Linked DNA regions of Homo sapiens: regions 1 and 3 are each linked to region 2. Evidence: chromatin contacts called from ENCODE Hi-C or POLR2A ChIA-PET data. All regions are on one chromosome and are shown on one strand. The core of a region is the stretch at or near the end of the contact, and the rest is flanking DNA. Distances in the headings are between cores, read along the strand shown. Region 1 holds the start of SLC4A8 (solute carrier family 4 member 8). Region 2 holds the start of TFCP2 (transcription factor CP2). Region 3 holds the start of TMT1A (thiol methyltransferase 1A).

Region 1 (4,072 bases), core at 1,393-3,892, 250 kb before region 2:
CCCTACCACCCAAGAAAGTTTCACAAACTAGATATAAAGGAGATATTTTCTATCCTACTCCAGAAGTACTCAAGAATTACTAATTTCACAGAACACTAACAGAAACCTAAGGGTCATGATGCCCTCAATAATATAACCTGTAAACATTCTGCATGTTAAGGACACTGTATCCTCACATCCATTCCAACCTATTCTCCCCACTGCAGCCAAAGAAATCTTTCAGTAGGAAAATCTGGGCCGGGCACGGTGGCTCACGTCTGTAATCCCAGCACTTTGGGAGGCCGAGGCGGGCAGATCACGAGGTCAGGAGATCAAGACCATCCTAGCTAACACGGTGAAACCCTGTCTCTACTAAAAATACAAAAAATTAGCCGGGCGTGGTGGAAGGCGCCTGTAGTCGCAGCTACTCCGGAGACCGAGGCAGGAGAATGGCGTGAACCTGGGAGACGGAGCTTGTAGTGAGTGGAGATCGCACCACTGCACTCCAGCCTGGGCGACAGAGCAAGACTCCATCTCAAAAAAAAAAAAAAAGAAAAGAAAAAAAAAAGAAAATCTGTTCATGATCTCATTTACTCTCTCATGCCCTCTCTCTCTCTCCCGGTTAGGAGAGACCCCCTCTCTCCCCTTTCCCCTCTACTTAAACCCCTTCAGTGGCTTCCCCTTGTTCCTCAGATAAATGTCAACTTCCTCAGCATGGGCTCCAAATGGCCCTGTGTGTTATAACCCCAGAACACATCTCATATACCATTCCCCTCATCGCTCCTTGTTGCTGCACCACACTGGCCTCATTTCAGGTCTCTAACCAGGTGTGTCCCCCTCTGCCACAGGTCTTTTGTGTAGCTGTTCTCTTTGCCTCTCAGGCCCTGTGATCCCCCTCTTCCCTCAGTTAACATTTATTCATCCTTTAGCTCTTTGCCCAGATTTTCTTCCTTAGCAAAATCTTCTCTGAGACCATGTCTGGAACCACTGTTATACACGCTTATGGCACTGCCTATCTTTCTTCAAAGCATTTATCACAGTTTATGATATTTATTTGTGTGATATTTGATTAAAAATAGTACTTCTCCCCTCCCCCACTAAATGATACGCTCCAGGAGGGCAAGAACATTGCCTATTTTTTCTTACCATTGTATCCCAAACAGAGATTGAATACATTTAATAGGCTTTAAGGGGGTTAGATATGCATTTTCCAAAATCTTAGATATTGTTCTTTTCAGACAGAGCAAGGAAAGAAGGATGTATCTTCTATTAATTGTAGCAAACTATTAACCAGGAAGAAGAGGAGAGAGTCAGTGTCTGATACTCATTTTGTTGCAAACTCAGGATATTTTCCCTGCCTCCTCGGGGAAACCATCCCTGAGGTCAACATGGCACTTGTTTCCAAGACGTGTCATCCTTCCTGAGATGGCCCATTACCCTCTTCAGAGCCCTGTACTTCAGACTTGCCTCCTCTTCCAACCCTCTTTCCAAGGCAGAAACCACACCATCTGATTGCACAGGAAACGGGGAGTGAGAATTCAATGGGCTGCCACTCATTCACTGAGTGTCACACAATAAACATTACTCCACAAAGCCCTTTCACAAACAGCACTTCGTCTGATCCTCAAAACAACCCTGTGAAGCATGCAAAGCAGACATAACTATTCCCATTTTAATAGCTGGGGAAACTGAGGTTCAAAGAGGCAAGTGACTTACTCAAGGTCACAAAGTTTGTGTGAGGCAGAGGTAGGATTTCAAACTACAGACTCTAACACTTAGTCCAATGCTTTTCCTTACATTAGCCGCCCCAACAGTTCCAATACCAGTTACTTAACCTTGGTTTTTTAATTCCCTTAAATAAGCACCTGTTCCTGACCCCTCCACACATCCTCAGCCCAGTTTGCAGTCCCTACCCAGAAGTTTTCAGGTGTCTGTTCAATGGGGCAGAGGGAGTCACAAACCGGGTCACCCTATCAGGGATTGGTCCCAGCCTCCAGAGTCTTTTCTGGCTTTTCCTCTGAACCACTGAGGAACCAGAAACCCCCAGAAATAAAAACACAAAGAGAAGACGTGCCCCACCAGAGCAAGGTCCCTGCTACCCTTTCTGCCCACGTTCTGGCAGGACAACGCGAGGCCAGACGCCGGCCCCTTCCAACAGAAAGACGCGAGGAGAACAAGAGGTCGCCGCCCGCCGGCTGTCAGGGCTCCTGGGCGGGCGGCGCAAGGGATGCGGCAGAGATGGGCCAGATCCCAGGTTCGGCCCAAGGTCACTCTCTCGCAGCCCTGGCCTGGTCCCCAACCGCCCGGAGCGCCCCCTGGTGTCCCGGGCTGGCCTCCCCTCGCCCTCAGGGAGCGGCCTGGGAAGCCTGGGCTCGGGGGCAGAAGGAAGGAGGGTGGGCAGAGGATGAGGAGGCTGCGCCCCGGGGAGGAGCGGGAGGCGCGGGAGGCGGGGCCCTACCTGATAGCTGAGGACGCCGTCCGGCTCGTTACTCCCGGCGGCCGGCATGGCGGAGCCGAACTAGGTCTCCCCCACGGGCTCCAAGCCAAGCATCAGCAGCCCGCGCCCTCTGGTCGGGTCTGAGCAGATCACTCGAACGGCGACCCCCACCCCGGAGCCAACGGTCAACCATCAACCGCCGCCGCCTCCATAGCCACCGGCCCGCGAGGCATCCGCCGCAACCAATCAGCGAGAGGCCTGCGCAGCCAATCAGGGCGCGGAGCACGGGAGGACGCTGTCCGGCGGTACCCTGGGCTACCGCGGGGAGGGGGAGGAGCCGGGGAGCCAACCGCTCCCGGGCCCGGTTGCCTTGGAAACCGCCTCCCTCCCTTCAGGGGCCTCTGGGCGTGAAGGTCCTTCCAACTGCTTGCTAGAAAATCTCTGCTTCTATTTGCAGCTGCACCTGACCCTTGAAAACTGGGAAAGTGTCGGTTTTGCCTATTCTGATTTCATTCCTTGGGAGATGATGTTTAAATTCCGGGCAAACATCCTTCGCGATTGCAGGAGGAGGTAATTGCGGATGAGGGGAGAGGGCCTTCTAAAATTAATTGTTTTTCCTTGAGCTAATGGCCAGATTAAAGAGCATTAAATTGAAGAAGGCAGGCAGTGTCAGGCTCCCTCACAGTCTCACTATGACTTAGGTCTTCTTCTTGAGTCTCAAGTCAGAAGCAAAACACACGGACAGGGTCGAGCTAAGGATGACTGTTGAAGCAATTCCACAAAAAGGCTTCGAACTTTTCCAGGAAATGATCTAAGGCAAACTATTATTTAGCAACAGAACTACTGACTTAACACAAGGTTAGAATATCATGAATAATGCATTAAATTTGATTTGGATTTATAAGAAAAGAGAGGCTGGCTAAAATCGAAGCAACCCTCTCTCCTCAAGAAAAAGAAAGGTACCTTTTGGGTTTTTTTTGTTTTTTTTTTGTTGTTTTTTTTGTTTTTTTTTTTTTTTTGGAGACGAAGTTTCACTCTTGTTGCCCAGGCTGGAGTGCAATGGCGTGTTCTTGGATCACTGCAACCTCCGCCTATCCAGTTCAAGCGATTCTCCTGCCTCAGCCTCCTGAGTAGCTGGGATTACAGGTCCCCACCACCACGCCCGGCTGATTTTTTTGTATTTGTAGTAGAGACGGGGTTTCACCATGTTGGCCAGGCTGGTCTGGAACTCCTGACCTCAGGTGATCTGCCCGCCTCAGCCACCCAAGGTGCTGGGATTACAGGCGTGAGCCATGGCACCCGGCCGTGGGGCCTTTTGTTTTATATGCACTATCATACCAGACTTCAGGTAGGTCCAAATTGGGGTCAGGGGAAGAATTGTTGCAAATAATTCTCAGCCCCTAAAGAAGCTACAGTTGGGGAAGGTAGTCTGATACATGTTAAAACTTTCCACCCCTGCTTACCATCCTTTGTGTTGGTCCTGAAATTGGAAACAAGGTTGGGCTTCAGTATCCCTGAAGCAGAATTGTATTTCTGATGTCCTGTATAAGCCTCCTGTCTAGTCTCTGCGTTTTAGTGTTCATTGCCACACACTCCATCAATCTCTTTACTAATCCTGTCATCTTGAATCTGGAATTCACATCCTACCCTCATCCC
Region 2 (4,403 bases), core at 475-2,974:
CTTTGAGCCCTCAGATCTCCATGTGACATCTCTCTTTTTGTCTATGAGCCCAGGACCCATTCCTTTATCCACAGTCACACATTTTGAGATAGAACTGGCTCATGGGAAGAAAAGATGGCTTAAAGAGATACTGAATGTCTCCAGAATGAGCTAAGACTTTGATCCTAGGGCTTACCAAGGTAAGACGGCAGGTTTAAGCCTGGAGCCTTCAGAGAGATGCCTGTGGCTGAAACACCCCATACCAGCACAACATGTTGCCATCTTCATGTCAACTTCTCTCTTTTTCTTGGTTCTCTTATTCCTTTTTCATTCCTTTTTAAATTCAATAAACATGTTTAAAAGTCCTGTTGAAAGCAGGAACTATAGTAGGAGATATTTAGAACGCAAGCCTGAAAAAGACCTATTCCTTATTCTTTAGATCAATCTAGTGAGAGAGGCAGATATATACAAAAGTATAAGTCAAGGCAGATTTTAAAAAATTCAGCAACGGAATACAACAATGAACCAAGACTTTCACATAAAGGCAATGTCTTGTAACGAAAAATGCCAGGCTTTGGAATCAGCTCTGAAGCTGGCATGTCAATTTAGCTCCGGCCAATTTAAGGGCTTAGCCTTGGTTTCTTACTGATAAAATAAGAGTCATTAAATTTAGCTTTATAATTCTAATTCCAAGATCGCTTTGAGGACTACTCATAGTGTAATAAAGTTCCTAGCAGTAGTTGATACTTAATAAACAATGGCCATTATTACTCAATCCTCAAAGGAGGAAGGTGGAGCAGATAAAGTTACTCCCACTCCCGTTTACAAACGAGGAAGCTAAATCTGTGACATTAAGCAATTGTTCTGAAGACACCAAAGTAGCAAATGAAGACGCCAGCCTAAACTCTGATTTTCAGATCTTTTAAATTCCAACACCCCATACCAGCACAACAACCTTTTAAAAACCACTGTTTTTTTTTTTTTTTTTTTTTTTTTTTTTTTTTTTTTTGAGACGGAGTTTCACTTTTGTTGCCCAGGCTGGAGTGCAATGGCGCGATCTCGGCTCACTGCAACCTCCGCCTCCTGGGTTCAAGAGATTCTCCTGCCTCAGCCTCCCGAGTAGCTGGGATTACAGGCCCGCGCCACCACACCTAGCTAATTTTTGTATTTTTAGTAGAGACGGGGTTTCTCCATGTTGGTCAGGCTGGTCTTGAACTCCCGACCTCAGGTGATCCGCCCGCCTCGGCCTCCCAAAGTGCTGGGATTACAGGCGTGAGCCACCGCGCCCGGCCTAAAAACCACATTTTTACTGATCTCATGCTTTTCTGTTCAAATGCATTAGAGAGGATGCCGAAGATAAAATGAATATACAGGGAAGTGGGACTTATGCAGGGTCTTGACCTCCGGAGAGGTGAGTTTAAGGAGACAGGAGTATGGGCAGGAGCAAGCGCACACACGTAAGGAGCGTTTGGGAAGCCGTCAAGAGTCCGCCAGGGGTGGAGTGGGTTCATAAGGCTAGAAGAAGGGCTCCTTCCATGGCTCAGGGTGACGACTTGATGGGTAGCGAATACCAGAACTCTGGTAACTACACGGATACACGTTTAAACCCGGACACTTGCACGCCGGGTCCTCCCCGTGATCGCCCAGCCCATCTCGGGGGCAGAGCCGTGGCGCAGCCCGCCTATCATCGCTGCCGAGACTGACGCGGTCTCTTCTTTATAGGCGAACGACAGCGTGACGTCATGTTCGCCGGGCAGGCGAGGAAAGAGGACGCCATGATTGGTTGGCGCTGGGGCGGCGGACGGTGGAAGGGCCTGGCGAGTCTAGGTTTTACGCCTGTGCTGGACTTTCTCCTTCCATGTTTCCAGGCCGTGGGGGGCTACAGAGGGCGAGAAGTCGGCTCAGCGGAAACCTGGATTTGGTTCTAAGCCGTGGGGTTGAGAAGGGGTGACCGGAAGTGATCGTGGGACTGACCGGAAGCGAGGCCTGGAGGGGAAAGAGAGAGCGAGACCTGGGAGGGAGGGGGCCTCCAGCAGAAAGGGGCGGGGGAAAAGGTGCAAAAGCAGCGTGGGAGCGCCGGGCTGGCTTCCTGCGGCTGCTGCTGGTCTGACTGGGAAGCAGCAAGCCACCACTACGAACTCTCAAGAGGAGTGGGAGTGCGGGAGTCCAGAGCTGCCTCTGGGAAGTCTGCAGTAGTTGAGCAAAGGGGTCCTCACGTTCCTGAGAGCTGGGCAGGGGGGATTTTGGAACCTGGGGCAGCCAAGAACGAGCAGCCAAGGGTACGGGAGATTAGTTGTGCACAGAGCAGTGCTGGTCGGGCTTGGGGGTGGCTGGTGGGCACTGCGTGGGAAACCTTGGTTTGTAGTTTTCTTGGTTTGCGTTACTCCTGTTGGGTAGAATTACCCTCCGCGCCTTTGTACAAGACACGGTGTCTCCTGGGGCAAGGAAGGAGCCAGGATGGCCTGGGCTCTGAAGCTGCCTCTGGCCGACGAAGTGATTGAATCCGGGTTGGTGCAGGACTTTGATGCTAGCCTGTCCGGGATCGGCCAGGAACTGGGTGCTGGTGCCTATAGCATGAGGTGAGTGAGATTTTCCCAGACCCTACACCTTCTGAATAACAAAGGCGGATAGACACTAAGAAAAGGGGTTGAGTGGGAAGGAGGTGTATAGAGTTTTAAAAAGCTGTTTACGATTGGGGAAAAGGGACTTGTTCTTTTGTCGCTTTGAGTAGTTAGTGTTGTGGAAGAAATGGAAAAAGCGATTGTAGGCGATATGAAGCCTGTGCAGAATCAGTGGAAGAAGGAAGTGGTCCCTGATTAGTAACCAGATGAATGTTGAGAGGCTTTTGTGCCAATGTGGGAGACTTGGGGACTGATGGTGTATGTGTGGGTAAGTCTGACGTTGTGTGAAGAAGGGTTACATATAGCATAGGAATGGTATCTAGGAAGTTGGGAAATTGGGAGCTGGTGCTTAATGATGAATATTGGTTCGTTTCTTGTTGGAAAGATATGGAAGTCCTTGATGAAGAAGTCCGTACAGCTCTATCTTACCACTAGCTTGCTTTAAGACTTTACTTAATTCTGGGATTTCTGACTTTTAAAACATAAGCTGTGAAATGAAAAAGTGACGAAGAAAACTTAAGATGCTTCTGGATCTTTATGTATCAAGCCAGTTGTTGATAACAGATGAAAAATCTCCTTTCGGCCGGGTGCGGTGGCTCACGCCTGTAATCCCAGCGCTTTGGGAGGCTGAGGCGGGCGGATCACTTGAGCTCAGGAGTTCGAGACCATCGTGGCCAACGTGGTGAAACCCCGTCTCTACTAAAAATACAAAAATTAGCCGGGTGTGGTGGCGCGGGCCTGTAATCCCAGCCACTCGGGAGGCTGAGGCAGGAGAATCGCTTGAACCCGGGAGGCGGAGGTTGCAGTGAGCAGAGATGGTGTCATTGCACTCCAGCCTGGGCAACAAAGTGAGACTCCATTTGAAAAACAAAGCAAAACAAAACAAAAACTCCTTTGAAAGCAACATTATTGCCTATATAACTTGTTGCATGCATTGGCTGCTTCATTCCTCCAGTATAGTTTATTTCATTTATAGATGTGTAAGAATCCTGTATGGAAATGTTGAAACAGCTGCATCTTAGGGGTAGATGGACTATAATTGGGTTTCCTAATGCATTATTAAGACTTAATCTAAATAAGTGAGTCAAGAGACTAGAACTTAACATTTTCATTGGGTTTATGAGTTCATAGGGGAAAGATGCTTTTTAGGGGGAAAGTAGATGCATTTTTCATTCTGATAATGAGATCTTTTAAGAGTTATATAAAGTTCCTTTATTCCTGCCAATTCAAAGTAGACTTACCTCACTGAAGTAAAATTATGAGTTAGAATTTAATACTTCAGGCCGGGCACGGTGGCTCATGCCTGTAATCCCAGCACTTTGGTAGGCTGAGGTGGGCGGATCACGAGGTCAGGAGTTCGAGAACAGCCTGGCCAACATGGTGAAACCCCGTCTCTACTAAAAATTCAAAAAATTAGACGGGTGTGGTGGCGCACGCCTGTAATCCCAGCTACTTGGGAGGCTGAGGCAGGAGAATTGCTTGAACCGGGAGGCGGAGGTTGCAGTGAGCAGAGATCGCATCATTGCACTCCAGCTTAGGCAACAAGAGTAAAACTCCGTCTCAAAAAAAAAAAGGGGGAGAGAATTTAATACTTCAGCATCTTCAGGAATCTTTACTTAGAATAATAAAGACTATTATTCTAAATAATAATCATGCCTGTAATCCCAGCACTTTGGGGGGTGGAGACTGGAGGATCTCTTGAAGCCAAGGAGTTCAAGACCCGCTCTCCACAAATAAATCAACAAATAAATTACCCAGGCCTGGTGGCATGTTCCTGTAGCCCCAGCTACTCAGGAGACTGAG
Region 3 (3,905 bases), core at 1,005-3,504, 250 kb after region 2:
GACCACTTGAGCCCAGGAGTTTGAGACCAGCCTGGGCAACATGGCGAAACCTCATCTCTACAAAAATACAAAAACTAGCTGGGTGTGGTGGTGCATGCCTGTAGTCCCAGCTGCTGGGAGGGTGGGGAGGCTGAGACGGAAAGATTGCTTGAGTCCAGCAGGTCAAGGCTGCAGTGAGCTGTGATCATGCCACTGCACTCCAGCCTGGGTGACAGAGGGAAACCCTGTCTCAACAAAAAATGAAAACTGGGGATTACAAAACATGCCTTTCCCCCAGAAGAGTAAATTCAAATGTTAAGATATCCATATCTTCAACTTTGTTCAGAATATAAAACGATTTTAAACTAGCTAAAAATAATAAGGGTAATATGTGAAAACTACATACAGGTATAAAGAATTACAGACTTTACGGAAAGGTTTAAAATGAAAAGTAATTCTTTCCCTGAATCCAATCCCATTCCCCAAAGGCAACCACTGTTAATAGTTACTTGTCTGTCATTCCCATTAACTTATACACATATATGTATCTCCTCTCCCTGCCTCACACAATGGGCATGTGGTGGGCCTACGCTCTACCTAACATTCTGTGGCTTGATTGCTTTTTGTTTTCATTAAACATTATCCCTTGGGGATTTTTAAGTATCAGCACAGATAACTCTTCTTGTTCTTTCTGACAGCTGCACAGTGTTCCTTTATACAATATGACAACTCACTTACATAGCATCCTATTGATAGACATTTCAGTTATTTCCAGTTTGTGCAATTACAAATTCTACTTAATATTCTTGTGTATGGACAAGTTTTTGCATGTGGATAAAAGAGTATGTGTGGTTTAAATTTTGATATTATCAGATACCACCCAAAGAGGGTACCTCTTCTAATGTGTATGGTGGTGTCCAGTCCCCTAAACCCACCCCAACCCTATACTGACCTTAAAAGAAGTCCCTAACAGTATAATAGGTAAAATTAGTATCTCCTTTAATTAACTCTTTAAGTTTGAGCACTTTTGTCCTATAATTGGTTTACATTTCTGTTCCTGTTATTTGCCCATTTTCCCTTTTGTTTTTCTTATTGAAAAATATTGATCTTATTGACATGTAATGTCTTTTAACATGAGGGAAGTTAACCCTTTGTCTATCATCCCTGGCAAATATTTTTTCCAAGCTTGTTTTGTAGTTTAACTTTGTTTTGGGGAGTTTTTTTTTCTTATTCTTTTTTTTCTTTCTTTCTTTTTTTTTTTTTTTTTTTTTTTGAGATGGAGTTTCACTCTGTTGCCTAGGCTGGAGTGCTGTGGTGCAATCTTGGCTCACTTTAACCTCTGCCCCACCAGGTTCAAGCGATTCTCCTGCCTACAGGCACCTGCCACCATGCCTGGCTAATTTTTGTATTTTTAATAGAGATGGGGTTTCACCATATTGGTCAGTCTGGTCTCGAACTCCTGACCTCAAGCGATCTGCCTGCCTTGGCCTCCCAAAATGCTGGGATTACAGACGTGAACCACTGTGCCCGGCCAGGAGGTTTTTTCTTTATAGCAGTTTTAAGTTTTTATATTCAGATTTATCAATCTTTCTCTTTATAGCTTCTCTCCCACGCTAAAATTTTAAAAAATTCTACAGTATTTTCTAGTAGTTTACTTTTTATGTTAAAATGTTTCAGCCACCTGAAATTGACAGGCCTGCCCTCTATGATAATAGCTGCTACTAACTAGTCCTCCTCACACCCTTTCACTCACCGGTCTCAGCACTCTGCACACCTCGCGGAGAATCCGCTCCTGGTTCTTCACAGAGCACAGCACCAGGGTGCAGACCACCACATCCACAGAGCCATCAGCCACCTGGTGCATGTTCTCCCCGGCAGCTACCACAAAGCGCTCAAACTGCAGGTGTCGGTTCTCTGCAATGCTCTTGATCAAAAACTTCTCAAAGTTGGGGTTGGGGTCAATACAGGTCACCCTGCACCCAGGTGGGTAGAACTTGAAGTTGGCCCCCGTGCCACAGCCCACTTCCAGCAGGGAGAGTTTCCCGGAGGGGCCCGCAAACTCCTGCAGGTTACTGAAGAGCTCCCGCTTCTTGCTTGCCATCTGTTCGTTGTATATCACAGTGAACCTCACCAAGAAGTAGGGGAACCATTTTTTGCATATCCAGCTCCACAAGCCCAGAAAGTTCAGCAGGTACAAGGGAAATGTCAGGATGTAAATGGCCAGTCTCAGGATAAAGATGGTAAGCTCCATTGCTCAGAAGGGAAAAAAACAGATCAACAGTTAGAGACCCGACTCCTTTAATTGCAGGAGAGAGGCTTCTGGCCACACTCCAGAGCCAATCAGCTGCAGAGGAGAAAAAGAACTGGCTGTGCTGGAAAGTCAAATCATGGGCAAGAGGCCAATTTTGCCTAATAGATGTTTGGCAGCAGTCGATTCAGCTTAGTTTTCATAAGGCAAAATGAGAAGGTTCCCAGCTTTTCCTCAGAAGGAAAGTGGATTATAATCCTTTATTCCTAATCGATTCCTGTTTCCCCTTCTCTGGGTTTGGAGACAGCTGCTAGCTTCCTGCTAGAGTTTTATAAGCGCAGTGTACTTACACCCCACCGGGCTCTCCAGTGACCTCTAAAAGAAAACAGAATTCGTGGGTGGAGCCTGGTCAAACCACACCAGAAGAGTGCTGCCAAGGCCCCTTTATCATAACACATCCCCCTTACTTCCCCCGCCCAAACCCTGTTTTTTTTTTTTTTTTTTTTTTTTTTAAAAAAAAAAAAAGGAAGTGAAAGGACATGCATGCCCGGCCACAGTCAGCAAGAATTCTCTCTTTTACATTCTGGGCAGAGGCTCTCAGTGTTCACAACTCAACGTTTTTGTAAACCAAAAATAATGTTCTAAGGCCTCTAACCATCTGAATGGACTTTCTCCTTGGCCAGGGCGCTTTTAAAATTTAACTTGAGAGATTGTTTCAGGCCATGAGGGGAAGTGGGGGTCAGATATGCCTCATTATACCTCAAGCCGGCATTCACATCAACGCAGACCTTAAGTACATTTACAATCTATTCTCTCTGAAGCCTGCTACTTGGAGGCTTCATCTGCATAATAAAACTTCAGTCTCCACAACTCTTATTGCAACCCAGACATTTCCTTTCTATTGATCCCAGGTCTTTAGATAAACTCAACCAATTGTCAACCAGAAAAATTTAAAACGTACCTATAACCTGGAAGCTCCCTGCCTCGCGTCGGGTTGTCCTGCCTTTCTGGACTGAACCAATGTATTTCTTAAATGTATTTGATTGAAGCCTCATGTCTCCCTAAAATGTAGAAAACCAAGCTGTACCCTGACCACCTTGGGCACATGTTCTCAGGATTTCCCGAGGGCTGTGTCACAGGACATGGTCACTCATATTTGGCTCAGAATAAATCTCTTTAAATATTTTACAGAATTTGACTCTTTTTGTTGATATTTTAAAATCACTGTTTTGGGCTGTACTTCCCCTTTTAAAACAATTTTTGGCTCAAGGAAGTCAGTTTGTGGGCTGCCCTTCTTTTAAAGGACAAGCCTCAGTCTTCAAAATGTGCCTAACTACTCGATTACTCAGCTAATTTGGATAAAAATATTTCCCAGAATATTCACATTTGGGAGCCAAAGGGATTCAGAAAATAGTTTCAAGCATCCATCCGCTTTTTACAAGAAAGCCCGAATCTGGGCACAGTGGTGGGTGCCCATGGTCTCAGCTACTGAGGAGCTAAGACAGAAGCATACCTTGAGCCCAGGAATTCAAATCCTGTCTGGGCAACATAGTGAGACTCTATCTCTTTAAAAAAAAAAAAAAAAAAAAGAAAGAAGAAAAAGAAAAAGGCCTGAGCTTTAGGGTGGCTAGGGAACACAGAAAAAAATAATTTTTTAAAAATAGTAAACATTTACTTT

What was found. A loop is a pair of places that touch in the nucleus more often than their neighbours do. ChIA-PET counts read pairs that join two places held with the same protein, here RNA polymerase II (POLR2A). Pooled maps may share reads with other maps.
Region 1: a pooled map shows a loop between it and region 2 (5-fold over the local background). The contact joins the promoter of SLC4A8 here to the promoter of TFCP2 in region 2. A Hi-C loop is called at or near these places in 5 of 50 pooled maps. POLR2A ChIA-PET finds 5 or more read pairs at or near these places in 2 of 52 experiments (WTC11 and activated T-cell).
Region 3: a loop to region 2 is called in a map of sigmoid colon, with 20 times the contacts of the local background. The contact joins the promoter of TMT1A here to the promoter of TFCP2 in region 2. A Hi-C loop is called at or near these places in 1 of 168 maps with a recorded cell type or tissue (sigmoid colon), 1 of 37 single-sample maps with no recorded cell type and 8 of 50 pooled maps. POLR2A ChIA-PET finds 5 or more read pairs at or near these places in 4 of 52 experiments (CD8-positive, alpha-beta memory T cell, OCI-LY7, activated B cell and 1 more).

The regions. Positions count from the first base shown.
Region 1 is chr12:51,423,401-51,427,472 of GRCh38, reverse strand. It overlaps SLC4A8 (solute carrier family 4 member 8), which reads right to left and starts at 2,642. Exons shown (of 25, transcript NM_001039960.3): 1 at 2,438-2,642. The coding sequence starts at 2,485. SLC4A8-AS1 (SLC4A8 antisense RNA 1) reads left to right here and starts at 2,145. Exons shown (of 3, transcript XR_001749147.2): 1 at 2,145-2,233; 2 at 2,874-2,986. RefSeq lists an enhancer at 2,024-2,083 and silencers at 2,194-2,403, 2,674-2,883.
Region 2 is chr12:51,170,456-51,174,858 of GRCh38, reverse strand. It overlaps TFCP2 (transcription factor CP2), which reads left to right and starts at 1,724. Exons shown (of 15, transcript NM_005653.5): 1 at 1,724-2,558. The coding sequence starts at 2,437. It overlaps LOC124902933 (a long non-coding RNA gene), which reads right to left and starts at 304. Exons shown (of 2, transcript XR_007063307.1): 1 at 176-304. RefSeq lists enhancers at 1,402-1,451, 1,544-2,291, 2,392-2,441.
Region 3 is chr12:50,923,364-50,927,268 of GRCh38, reverse strand. It overlaps TMT1A (thiol methyltransferase 1A), which reads right to left and starts at 2,254. Exons shown (of 2, transcript NM_014033.4): 1 at 1,733-2,254. The coding sequence starts at 2,230. RefSeq lists enhancers at 1,374-1,917, 2,931-3,140.